Linked DNA regions of Homo sapiens: region 1 is linked to region 2. The links are chromatin loops, found by intact Hi-C in ENCODE. Cell type or tissue: HepG2. All regions are shown on one strand. Each heading gives the region's core, and the rest is flanking DNA. Links, peaks and the distances in the headings are about the cores only.

Region 1 (5,287 bases), core at 524-4,523, 250 kb after region 2:
AAGGAAACTAACTCTGCTGCCTTATTGAAATCAGCAGTTTCATCTCCCTTCGAGATCCCCTTGCTCAGCAACCATCACGGCTCCCCTTTGCCTACAGGACAAAGGCCACATTCTGTGGTCTAGATGTTCATCTGGCCTAAGCCTACTTTCCAGTTTTATCTCCCTTGCCTTTTAGTCTCACTGGTCCTTTTGGAGTTCCCCCAGCACATTTTTTGTCTTTCTGCCTCCATGCCTTTGTCCATGCTGTTCCCCCTCCTGGAACGCCCTCCCCCATTGCCACCTATGGAATTTAACTCCATCTTTCAAGACCAAACTGTGGCACCAGCTCTTCCATGAAGCCTCTCTCTCAGCTCAGCCAGAAGTGCTCTCTCCTTCTCTGTAAGGGACGTGGTTTTCATCAAATGCCATGACACTTTCTGGCACAGAGTTAGTGCTCACAAAATGAAAGTTGCAATGACCACGCCCTGCACTCTAAACACTGACTCATTTCATCCTTACTACAACCCCATGGTTGTGTACTATTAGCATCCCCATTTTCCAGATAGAAAAAATCAAGGTGTAGAAAGGCTAAATACCTTGCCCAAAAGAGCATCAGACCAGGGCTTGAACCTGATCAGCTGACTTTGGAACTCGTATGTGCCTCTAATCATGAGGAACTGCACCATGTCTATTTATTCAGTTTTGCTGTCCCCTGCCCAGCCCAGGGCCTGGCTTGGAGCAGGTGCTCAGTAAATATTTGCTGGCTTCAGCACTCATTCCTCAAGCCTCCTGTGCACAGTCATCTCACTGTCCTGGGAGTCTCTTAAAGGCAAGGCCCAGTGGCTGGCTCAGAGGGGTCCCAGGAAACGTGGCCAAATGGCTCCACTCACCTGCATATCCATACATGTCCTCATGCATCAGAGTGCCAGACTAAGGCTGGAAGAGATAGGGCTGCAACCCTTGGGCCAGCAGCACGAGGCTGTCTGGTAGCACACTTGGTGACCAAGTTGGCTGCTGGACAGGGTCAGAGATTAACCCACCCTCTGTGGTCATGACAGGGTGTCAGGAGAGCCCTGAGCAGGGTGGGGAGGGAAGCAGGAATAACTCTCAAAGTCTGAGTGCAAGGAGCTCTAGGAAGCACCTAACCCAATTATTCACTCCCATTTAACAGATAAGGAAGGTGAGGCACTGGAGTTGGAATGACTTGCTGGAAGATGAAGAGCACAGAAAAGGCTTGCAAAGGTGCCAGCATTTCTGGGCCTTTCCTCCTCACCCTGTAGGTGGGCACGGGCCCCCTCCTCCCCCTTGGAGAGCTTGATAGTCACCCCCATGTAGCCCAGGAACCAAGAGGCCTGAGCTCTTTGGTGATCTCAGCCCCAGAGAAAAGGGTGCCCTCAGACAGCTTTGCTAGGCTGCTGTGCCCAGCCAGCAGCAGCCCCTTCAAAGAGAACAGGGAGAGAGGTTGGGAGAAGGCCAGCCACTAATTGTGGAAAATAAATCAGAGACATCTAAACCACACAGTTGAAGAAGGGCCAGTTGCACACAGACATGTTTCCTTTTGTGTTCTTGCTCACCAAGTTTAATTGTTAATTGAAAGCTGGGAGTTATATAAGTTATGGGGATACCAAAGAAGGAGTTGGAACAAGCTGTTGAAAATTACCCACTTGCTGAGTGGTTTGTGAGGCAAGGAGGGGTCTCAAAAAAGCGGGCAGCTGACCCCAAGAGGGCAACCAGAACAAAACCATCCGCTAAGAACTCTCTCCATCTGCAGCCGCATGATTCCTGGAGCTTAAGAGCAACGAATGTGTGTTCAAGCTGCTGATTTCCCACAAGTGCACATGGAAATTCAAAAGTAATGCCATGATATTGATTATCAGTTTAATAATCAGACAAAATCTCCCACATATCTGACCCTGCGCCACTTGTAAGCAGGGCTGTGTCTCCCTCTCTGAGGGGGATCCCTGGGGACAGGGCTGTGTCTCCCCTTAGACTGGGGCTCCCTGAGGACGGGGCTGTGTCTCCCTCAGACTAGGACTCCCTGAGGCAGGGGCGTGGTTTCTCTATGAAATCAACCTCACCTCACCAACCTGGGTTGAGGAACCAGAGACCTGCAGCCACCTGTCACCATTGGAAAATGTCAGGACACACCCTCATGTCAGAGTGGGAAGGGTTAAGACAGAGCTTGGAAACTGCAGTTCTCAGGAACACCTTTCTCATCAGCCAGCCCTTCCTGTCCTGACTGCTGCCAGGACTTAGATTGGCCTCTGATGGGTTCCAGCTCACAGCTAGGCCTCCTGCATTCTGACCCTCAGGCAGTGGTGTCCTGTAATGACCCACCACGGGTATTCCCAGCCGCCTGAGCCAGGGAGGGCTGGCATTAGGATGGAGTGGGATGCAGGGAGGGAATGGGCAGCACTGCCATGGGGAGGAAGCAGAGTACAAGGGAGGGGACGCTGGGGCCTGAGGCCCTGGGACCTGGGGTAGGAGGAGACGGTGAGGCCTGGGGTAGGAGGGGATGCTGGGACTTGGGGTAGGAGGAGACAGTGGGGCCTGGGGTAGGAGGGGACACTGGGGCCTGGGGTGGGAGGGGACGGTGGGGGCTGGGGTGCCAGAGACTCCCTCTGGCCACCTGGCCCTGTAGCCTGGAAGCCCAGGGTGGGGTGACATGGGCTGCCCTTCCCACATGGGCTAGTTTCTTTTGCTGCCACCAGACCCAGGGAGAGGCCTCCTTATAGCCTCCAGCCTGGGCAGCAGTCCGTGGCTCTCCCGAACCCCTCCTCAGCCATGAGTCATTCCCAGCAGTCTGCATGAGCCAAGGCAGCAAACCCCATCCCACAGCCTGCAGAGAGCCTGGGACAAACTGCATGACTGGCCAGATGCAGGTGCCCAGCACAGGAGCATCCAGCCTGGTCTGGATGGGAAGACTGAATCTTGGATCTTCAGAAATCCCGGCTTTGGTTTCCCAAACACTGTCTCTTCCCCACCCCCACCTCCCAGCTCCCTCCTTGCCCGGCTCACTGAGATTGTGGTGCATTTCTCATTTTTACCTTGTCTCTCACCCAGACCTCCTCTAAGCATCCTTGGGCCCTTCGGGACTCAGCTCAAATATCTTCCACCCTGGAAAGTCCCCTGTTCACCTTTTCGCACCCTTGGCTGCATAGGCCCACACCTCTTCCTTGTTAGACAGGGAGCTGCAAAGAGCAGCCGGGACTCTATTTCATCCTTTTCTGTCCCCTAACAGTCAGAGCAGCGCCTGGCCCATAGGATGCGCTCGTGATAGCGTTTCCAAAGACGGATCCAGCCAGGAGTTAGATAAAACCACTCAGACCCTAATAACCAATATTTGCTGGTCCCAGCTGCTGACAAAGTCCCAACTATTCCTGGACAGGTCAAGGAGGCTCTCTGCCTAGTACAATGACCTGCTACAATGACCTGGTATCACACTCCCCAAGGACCACACGCAAATGGCACCACTGATGTGCCTGAGCCTTCAGGGTGCCTCAAAGCTGTATAGTGGTGTGTGGTAAAAAGCAGAGAAGGCTTCTTACTCCCCTTCTGTTCCTCTCTGAGAACATCCAAAACAGAGCTGCTGTGCCCGGCATCTTTTAGAAGGTTAGAAGACAGTGTGTGGTCAGTGTGGGGACTGATTTCAACATCATTCCACCCCCTGCTGTGTGCCTTACTGGCCTGCAGAGACAGGAAGAGCCAAAAAACTACATTTCCCAGTCTCCTCCCCTGCTGTTGGGATTGGGATATAATTCAGGTTTAGCCAATCAGATGCACGTGCATGAAATTTGGAAGGCTGTGCTTCTGCAGCGCCAGCTGCTTTCTGGGAATAAGAAGGGGTGTGTGTTGTTGTTGTTGTTGTTGTTGTTGTTGTTGTTGTTTTGCTGCAGTACGGGCAGAGGGGGTCAAGAGGAGAGACACAGTGTGTCTGGCTCCTAGCATGGACCCCAGCAGGTGCAGTGTGGAGCTGGCAGCAGTGGCAGCCTCCTGATCACACTGCAGTGTGGTTCTGGGGCTGGTGACCTCATGATTGCCAAAGAGGCAGCAGCTCCCTTGGTGGCCCAGTTCTGCAGTGTGACTTTGAGAGCTGTTCCTGAAAGCTCCACCTTAAGCCTATGTCTTCGACCCTGCCAATAGTTGTGTAGCCATTTCATACTCTGTGATAAGTCCCTTTCACTTAAACCAGTCAGAGCAGATTCTGTTCTCTGCAACAGAATCCTGATGGACACACAATGCTTTATATCCTAGTCCTATACAGAGCCACACAGCTCTTGGTAGCAGACTGAGACTGGGCCCAGGGTCCAAGCTCCTTGAATAAGGCCTGACTGTGCATGTGTGCACGTACCAGGGAGGCAGGGGGCTCATCCGGCCCCATCCTCCCCTGGCCCCACAGCGGGCACTCACAGAATTCCTGAGGAGAAGACAGGGAGAACCCAATGCCTGTGGAAGTTTAAACAGCAGTGTGTGGGCTGAGCAAGCATGCCAGGGCTACCTGGCTAGGCATGCTAGGGGCTTGGAGCAGAGTTCAAGTGCCAGGGAATGGAGCCGATCTGTAGGTTTGGACAGAGGAAGTGGAGGCTGGGATGGTGGGCTTCCTGTGGCCTGCTCTCTTTCAGACCCAGATATGAGTCCACCAGGGAGCTGGGCCAGAGCAAATCCAGTCACAATCATCAGCCTGGCTTAAAACGGCCCTTGTCCTACGACTGTCCACCTGACTCTCTCTTCCCTTTGAATAAGTTCTTTTCTGGGAGTTTCTTTAGATCTTATGCATGTCTGAATTCCATCCAAGGAAGGTAAATAGATTCTCATTTCATCTCTCAACTCTGATCAGTTAGTAGTGACGACCTGGACCAGTATATGAGAAAAAGTGTGAGGCTACTTCTGGACTCGGAAGGGGAAAGTGCTAGGATTGGCTAGTGATGCCTGCCGTGGGTGCAGAAGCGGATATTGACAATGTGCATGCTGTGTGATCGCTTACATATTTGAGGGAGAAATGAACAAAGGTGCTTCCTGCTTAAGGCAGACTGGGATTCATCTAGCCATACACTCCCCAGACAGCTTCTGGCCCTAATGCCACCCCAAAGGTTCCTGATACCACTCACCAATTTCCCCAACTCAGCATTTGTTCACTGGCGCATTTTATCAACTATTTCCAGAGCTTCCTGATTCCTTTTCCCCAACGTAAGCTCTCTCCAACTCTTATAGTCCCCTACCCTGTGCTCCAGGTTCACACTAACTGTCACGCCCACCGGGGTTCTGATCTCTTGGGAGCTGACCTCAGGAAAGAGCTGAAGCTGATAGG
Region 2 (5,287 bases), core at 693-4,692:
TATATTAGACAATGAACACACAGTGATTGCCACTTAAAAGGGAAGGAGGGAAGAAGAGACCTGGAGTGAGGGGAAGAGTTCAGCTGGATGCTGGTAAAACCCACCCCCAGTCCCCTCTTAAGGGGCTCAATAAATATGGTACTTGTAGAATGAATGAATAAATGAACATTAGTCACCTCACCCTGTCAGGGTCCCCAAGAGCAGGGACAAATTCTCTCTGATTAGCCCGTGTGCTCCCTGATGGTGAGGGTATGACCTTGGGCCTTCTCCCTTGGGGAGAAAGGGATCTACGGATCCCTTTAGATGAACCATCTAAAATGCCGAGCCTTTTTGGGGATGGTTCATTCTCTTGGTGTGGCAACAGCCAGTGCAGAAACCCACAAGGAAAAATGGAAACAACTTTTCCTTTCCTTCTCGTAATGAGGTGCAGGCAGGGCACAGGGCCCTAAGCCCTGGGCACAGAGTCTCAGGCCTACAATTAATCCCTTCCCAGGATGTGGCCCCAGGCTCGGCTCCTGGCTGCATCCCCAGCATTGCTCTGTGCCCCACTCCCCAAGTCCTAGTGCTTACCCCCCATTCTGGGGACTGGGGAAGGGTACATTTTGCTGGCAAAGATTATGGGAGCCCAGGGAATGCCTTCTTGTTGAGGCCAGCGGGGCTCATCCCCTTTCCTTGTGACTGTGGTGACCCCAGCCACACCCTTGACACTGCCTAAGTCTCTGGCAGCCATAGTAAAAACCCAAATGGTGGTGCTGGTGGTGGGTGGAGGGCACGCAGTGGGGAAAGGGGGCAGAAGAGACATGGGGGTGAGGGGAAGGGCTCAGCTCGATGCTGGTAAAACCCTCCTCCAGGCCCCATGACTTCGGAGAAACTGCCTCTCTCCCACCCCGGCCCCCAGATGCCAGTGGTGTGCCGGCCGTTGGCGTTTGCTTCACAGGAAGTGTCCCTGGAGTCTTGCTTATCTTGAATGGGTGGCTGCTGGGAGGGGGCAAAGGAAGCCATTTCTTCCCTCGCCCACCATTACATGTCCACTCCAAAGGCTATCTCTTGCATCCCAGACCATCCTCTCTCCCTCTCTGAAGGTGGGAAGGAGGTATCCATGATCTGAGGACTACCTTCTAGGGGATGGGGGGTCCCAGAGCCCCTCATCTCTGTCTCACCCTCACCCTGGGTCAATACCAGGTACCTGGACATGAAGCTCTTCCTCAGTTTCTCCTGCTGTCTGTTAGTCCTGCATGGGCCTCAGGCCTCTCTGGTCAGCTGGCCTTCTGGGTCTGAGGAGGGAAGATCCTAGAAGTAAGTTGTCAGATGCAGCAAATAAAAACACGAGGTGCCCCATTAAATTTTCATTGTTTGTGTGAAATTCAAATTTAACTGGGCATCCCGTACTTTGTCTGGCAACCCTGCCTGGATGGAGTGGCTGGACCTCCCTCTTGCGAGTTCTCAGTTGCTTTGCTGCTCCCCTTCCTCCTCCCCAGCCTTCTCACTGCTTTGCTGCTGAGGTATCCAGTGTAGACATTGTGTGTGGGCCCTCGTTCTGGATTTGTCCTCACTTTCTGCCTGCAGCAGAGATCTGAAACAAATTAGGAGCTCTCTGAGGGCACAGGCAGTGTCTCCCCCATCAGACTGGGAGCCTCCTTTGGATTGAGTCCATGTGACCTTGTAGCCAGGCCACTCCCCTTTCTCCTTTTCATCGTGCTCTGGAGGACCTGGCGCTGACCCTCAAGGCTGACCTTTTCCACAGGCTTAGCATAGCCTTCACTGCTGCTACCTGCAGAAGCTCTGAGAGAGCCTCAGTAAACATCCGTCTCCTCCTCCCTGATGACCTGCCGGTGGGAATTCTCTTCCCCAGTCCTCATTCTGCAGGCAGCTATCTCCGAGTCCCTCAGGCTCTGGAAACTTCCAGTGGAAACAATTCTCTGGGAGCCAAGACCCCAGAGCTCTGGCTGGGGCTCTGTCACCAACCAGCCCTGTGACCTCAGGCAGCTCTTGGTTGTTCTCTGGGCCTCAGTGTCCCTACCTGTACAATGGCACTATATCTAGCTTGCTGACCTTGGGGTAGGGTTTCCAAAATGCACATTGTGATCTATGTGGGTCATGAAGTCGATTTAACAGCATGCAACCAGCATGATTCTTTTTCTTAAATAGGAAGAGAATAGGGCAGAAAATATTTAGTCTTGCATAGAGTAAGGGTAAGTATTGTTTCTTGAAACTTGTGTGGAGTGTGTGTGTGTGTGTGTGTGTACATGCGTTCTGGGTCATGAGGTAGGATATATTTTTCAGGGGGGTTGTGGTAAAACAAAAAAGTAAGGAAGTCAGTACTGGAAGCTGTGACAGAAGGGTGACGGTGGCAACTGGAGACCCGGACGTGGTCTCTGCTACTTCTCCACGTCACGGAGATGACAGGCCCACTTACAACCTCCTGTCTGGGGTTCTTCCTTGCTCTCTTGAGTAGTCTTCCTGCCCTGCCTCTGCTGAGCTCATGCCCCTCTCTACCCAGAGCCCAGGGCCCTCCCAGCTGAGAGCTCTCAGGAGCTAGTCTGGTTCCCTGGGCCACTCCAATAAGAGAAGAAGATTCTGGGATCCACAGCCTGGTGGTGTCCAGTCTGCCCAGCTGCCTCCGGCCTGGTTCTGCCTCACGGTAATAATACTGGATTGGGAAACTGAAGCTTGGGCCAAGTGGAGGAACATGGCTCCCTCCTAGCTTTCCCAATGCCCCGTACCCTGGGAGGGATACTCCTTAACCCCTTCCTGGGGCGGGGGAGGTGTTCTGGGGTCCAGGTGGGTGAAAAACGACAAATAGAGTGTGAGTGGCTGATGACCCTCAGCTTTGTGGCTCCTGCCAAATCTCTGATTTCTGGATCACACTGCCCTGTCTTTCCTCTAAGGAACCATATCTAGGTGTGAACCACATTAACCAGGAGAATTTGAGGATAAAACAGGTGGAATATGGGAGACACCTGGTGGTGATGGCTATTTAGATGGTTTCATCAGTACATGGGCCCCTCTCTGTGGGTGCTGTCATCCTGGGTCCAATTCACAGAGAAGAAACCAGGCTGAGAAGAACTGGCCTAGAGTTGGGTCATACTCAGTCAAGAGAGGAAGATTTGGGAAAAAAGGTGGGACTGAAAGCTCTTGACCTGTGGGAGAGTCAGGAAGAGAACAGCCCCATCCTCAGGGAGCCCCACTCTGAGGGAGACACAGCCCCGTCCTACGGGAGCCCCAGTCTGAGCGAGGTTTAGCCCCATCCTCAGGGAGCCCCAGTCTGAGGGGAGACGCAGCCCCGTCCTACGGGAGCCCCAGTCTGAGCGAGGTGCAGCCCCATCCTCAGGGAGCCCCAGTCTGAGGGGAGACGCAGTCCCGTCCTCAGGGAACCGCAGTCTGAGGGAGATGCAGCCCCGTCCTCAGGAAGCCCCAGTCTGAGGGAGACGCAGCCCTGTCCTCAGGAAGCCCCATTCTGAGGGAGATGCAGCCCCATCCTCAGGGAGCCCCAGTCTGAGGGGAGGCACAGCCCTGACTCAGGGAGCCCCAGTTTGAGGGGAGACACAGCAGTGTCTTTAGGGAGCCCAGTCTGAGGGGAGACACAGCAGTGTCTTTAGGGAGGTCCCTTTAGGAGTTCAACCCCTTGGTCCTTCTTCTGAGGTAGTGGGTTTTGTGGGGCACTGGAGGCCCAGAGTTGGCTGTTTGAGGAAGAGTCTTTCAGGGCATTGCCATTCTTTGTCATTCTTTACTGTAGCCAGAGGTGTGGTGTGATCTGAAGGGTCCCGGGCAGGTGTCCTCCTTCCCCTCCACTGTGCCCACCATCACCCTCCTAGTTCTTTCCCTTCAATCATTCACCGTAGTCTGTAATCACCATGCCCCACCTTAAATTAAGGTCTAGAAAGGATCTTGGAGACGTGTGAGTCCCAGATCAGAGGAGGGAACTGAGGCCCCAAAAGAGAAGGGGAGGAATCTTGTGTGAGGTCACCCAGGGAGTTAATAGCAGGGCCTAAATCTCAGAGCAGTGCTTTGGGCTTATGGAGAGACTCTGGGAGATGTGGGGCCACCCAGCACACATGTGAGCAGAGAGGCGCTGTGAAGGAGTGTGTGTGTGTGTGCGTGTGTGTGTGTGTGCAGGGGTGAGTGGGGTTAGGCGTCTGGGTCCCCTGTGAGCAGATGGGAGTTCATATGGGTGTCTGCTGCAAGGCGTCTGGCTATTTTCCTATGTCACAGTGTGGGGTGGAGCAGGGAGGGACAGGCCTGTAGCAGGGACATCAGACTGGTCTTATGAGTCCTGGCCCAGCCCTCTTGAGACCAAGGGCAGAGGGCGATGAGTCACAGATGACTCAGGTGCTGGAGGCCACAGCCACGCATGGCACGTGACAGCCAAGGAGGGCCAGGTCTATTTCTGGACCGGATAGACAGGTGACCCAGGAGGCTGACACTGAAATCTCTCTTCCTAGAGGATAGGAGGGATTCTATTCACAGACTCAGAGCCTGGGCCCCTGGGATGGGGCTGAAAAGACGGCCTGTGGGCTTACCTGTCCCTTGGAGCTTTGCTCCACTGGCTGGTTGAGCTGTTACTTCAGTGGGGCAGGGCTGTCCTGAGCCATCCCCATTCTCCTGAAGATGTGCGGTTAGGGTCACTCTCCACTGGGGATGAGTTCTCCCTGGCCCTTTGGATGCCAGCATCTAGCAGCAAAGCACCCCTGCCCTGCCTTGGTAATGCAGTGTCTGACCACAGACAGCCCCTCTTCTTTGTCTGAGGCAAGGGAGCCAAATCCTTGACCTGCCACTTGACCCCAAGGCCTAGGCCAGAAGATGAGGTAGTCTGGGGTGCAGACAGTGCCTTGGGTTCAAATCTCACCCTGAGACCTGGAGTTACATTGTTTCCTCTTGGGGCCTCAGTTCCATCCTCTGTACCCCGTGGGGGTTGTGCTTGAAGGCTCAGGGGTCCCCTCTAGCTGGCTCCTCATCAGGCCTTGAAGGCTGGGCTGACGGCGAGGCCTTGAAGCTGCCTCCTCTCTCTTGCCTATGTTTGAGGTGGGGGACTGGGGAGGGTTGGCTGAGGATAGAAAGTCCTGGCCTGGTAGGGGCATGCCTCAGGGTCCCCGGTCACCTGAAACACAGTGATGATTACAGGGTGAGCCTCTGGGACCAGACACTGTAATCTGCTGCCCTCCTTCCTGCCAAGGGCCTACTGCAGCATTTCCTTCTGCTTTTCACAACTGTTTTCTAAGAACCCCAGGAAGGCAGAGGCCTCATCTCTGAGGGGTGCGGCAGAAGACTAAAGAAGAGGGGAGGGAGA

The links. Hi-C counts contacts between places; a loop is a spot of excess contacts. Peaks named below come from ENCODE experiments on the same cell type or tissue, not always from the same donor. Only the 100,000 strongest peaks of a DNase experiment are listed, where the experiment ranks them.
Region 1: a loop joins it to region 2, with 37 times the contacts of the local background. A loop is called at or near these places in 3 of 110 quality-filtered maps.

What each region holds. Positions count from the first base shown.
Region 1 is chr6:44,048,933-44,054,219 of GRCh38, forward strand. The region is part of intron 1 of SCIRT (stem cell inhibitory RNA transcript); the gene reads right to left. Among named protein-coding and RNA genes, the nearest start is that of SCIRT, 23 kb to the right of the region's middle. RefSeq lists enhancers at 206-355, 2,689-3,283. In HepG2, for the core only: no CTCF peak of the experiment used is centred there; no DNase peak of the experiment used is centred there; H3K27me3 peaks cover 2,783 bases.
Region 2 is chr6:43,794,710-43,799,996 of GRCh38, forward strand. LOC105375070 (a long non-coding RNA gene) reads left to right here and starts at 2,450. Exons shown (of 3, transcript XR_007059588.1): 1 at 2,450-2,641. RefSeq lists enhancers at 4,355-4,494, 4,553-5,137, 5,255-5,287. In HepG2, for the core only: a CTCF peak has its summit at 2,971 (motif pointing left); DNase peaks (open chromatin) are centred at 2,975 and 4,312.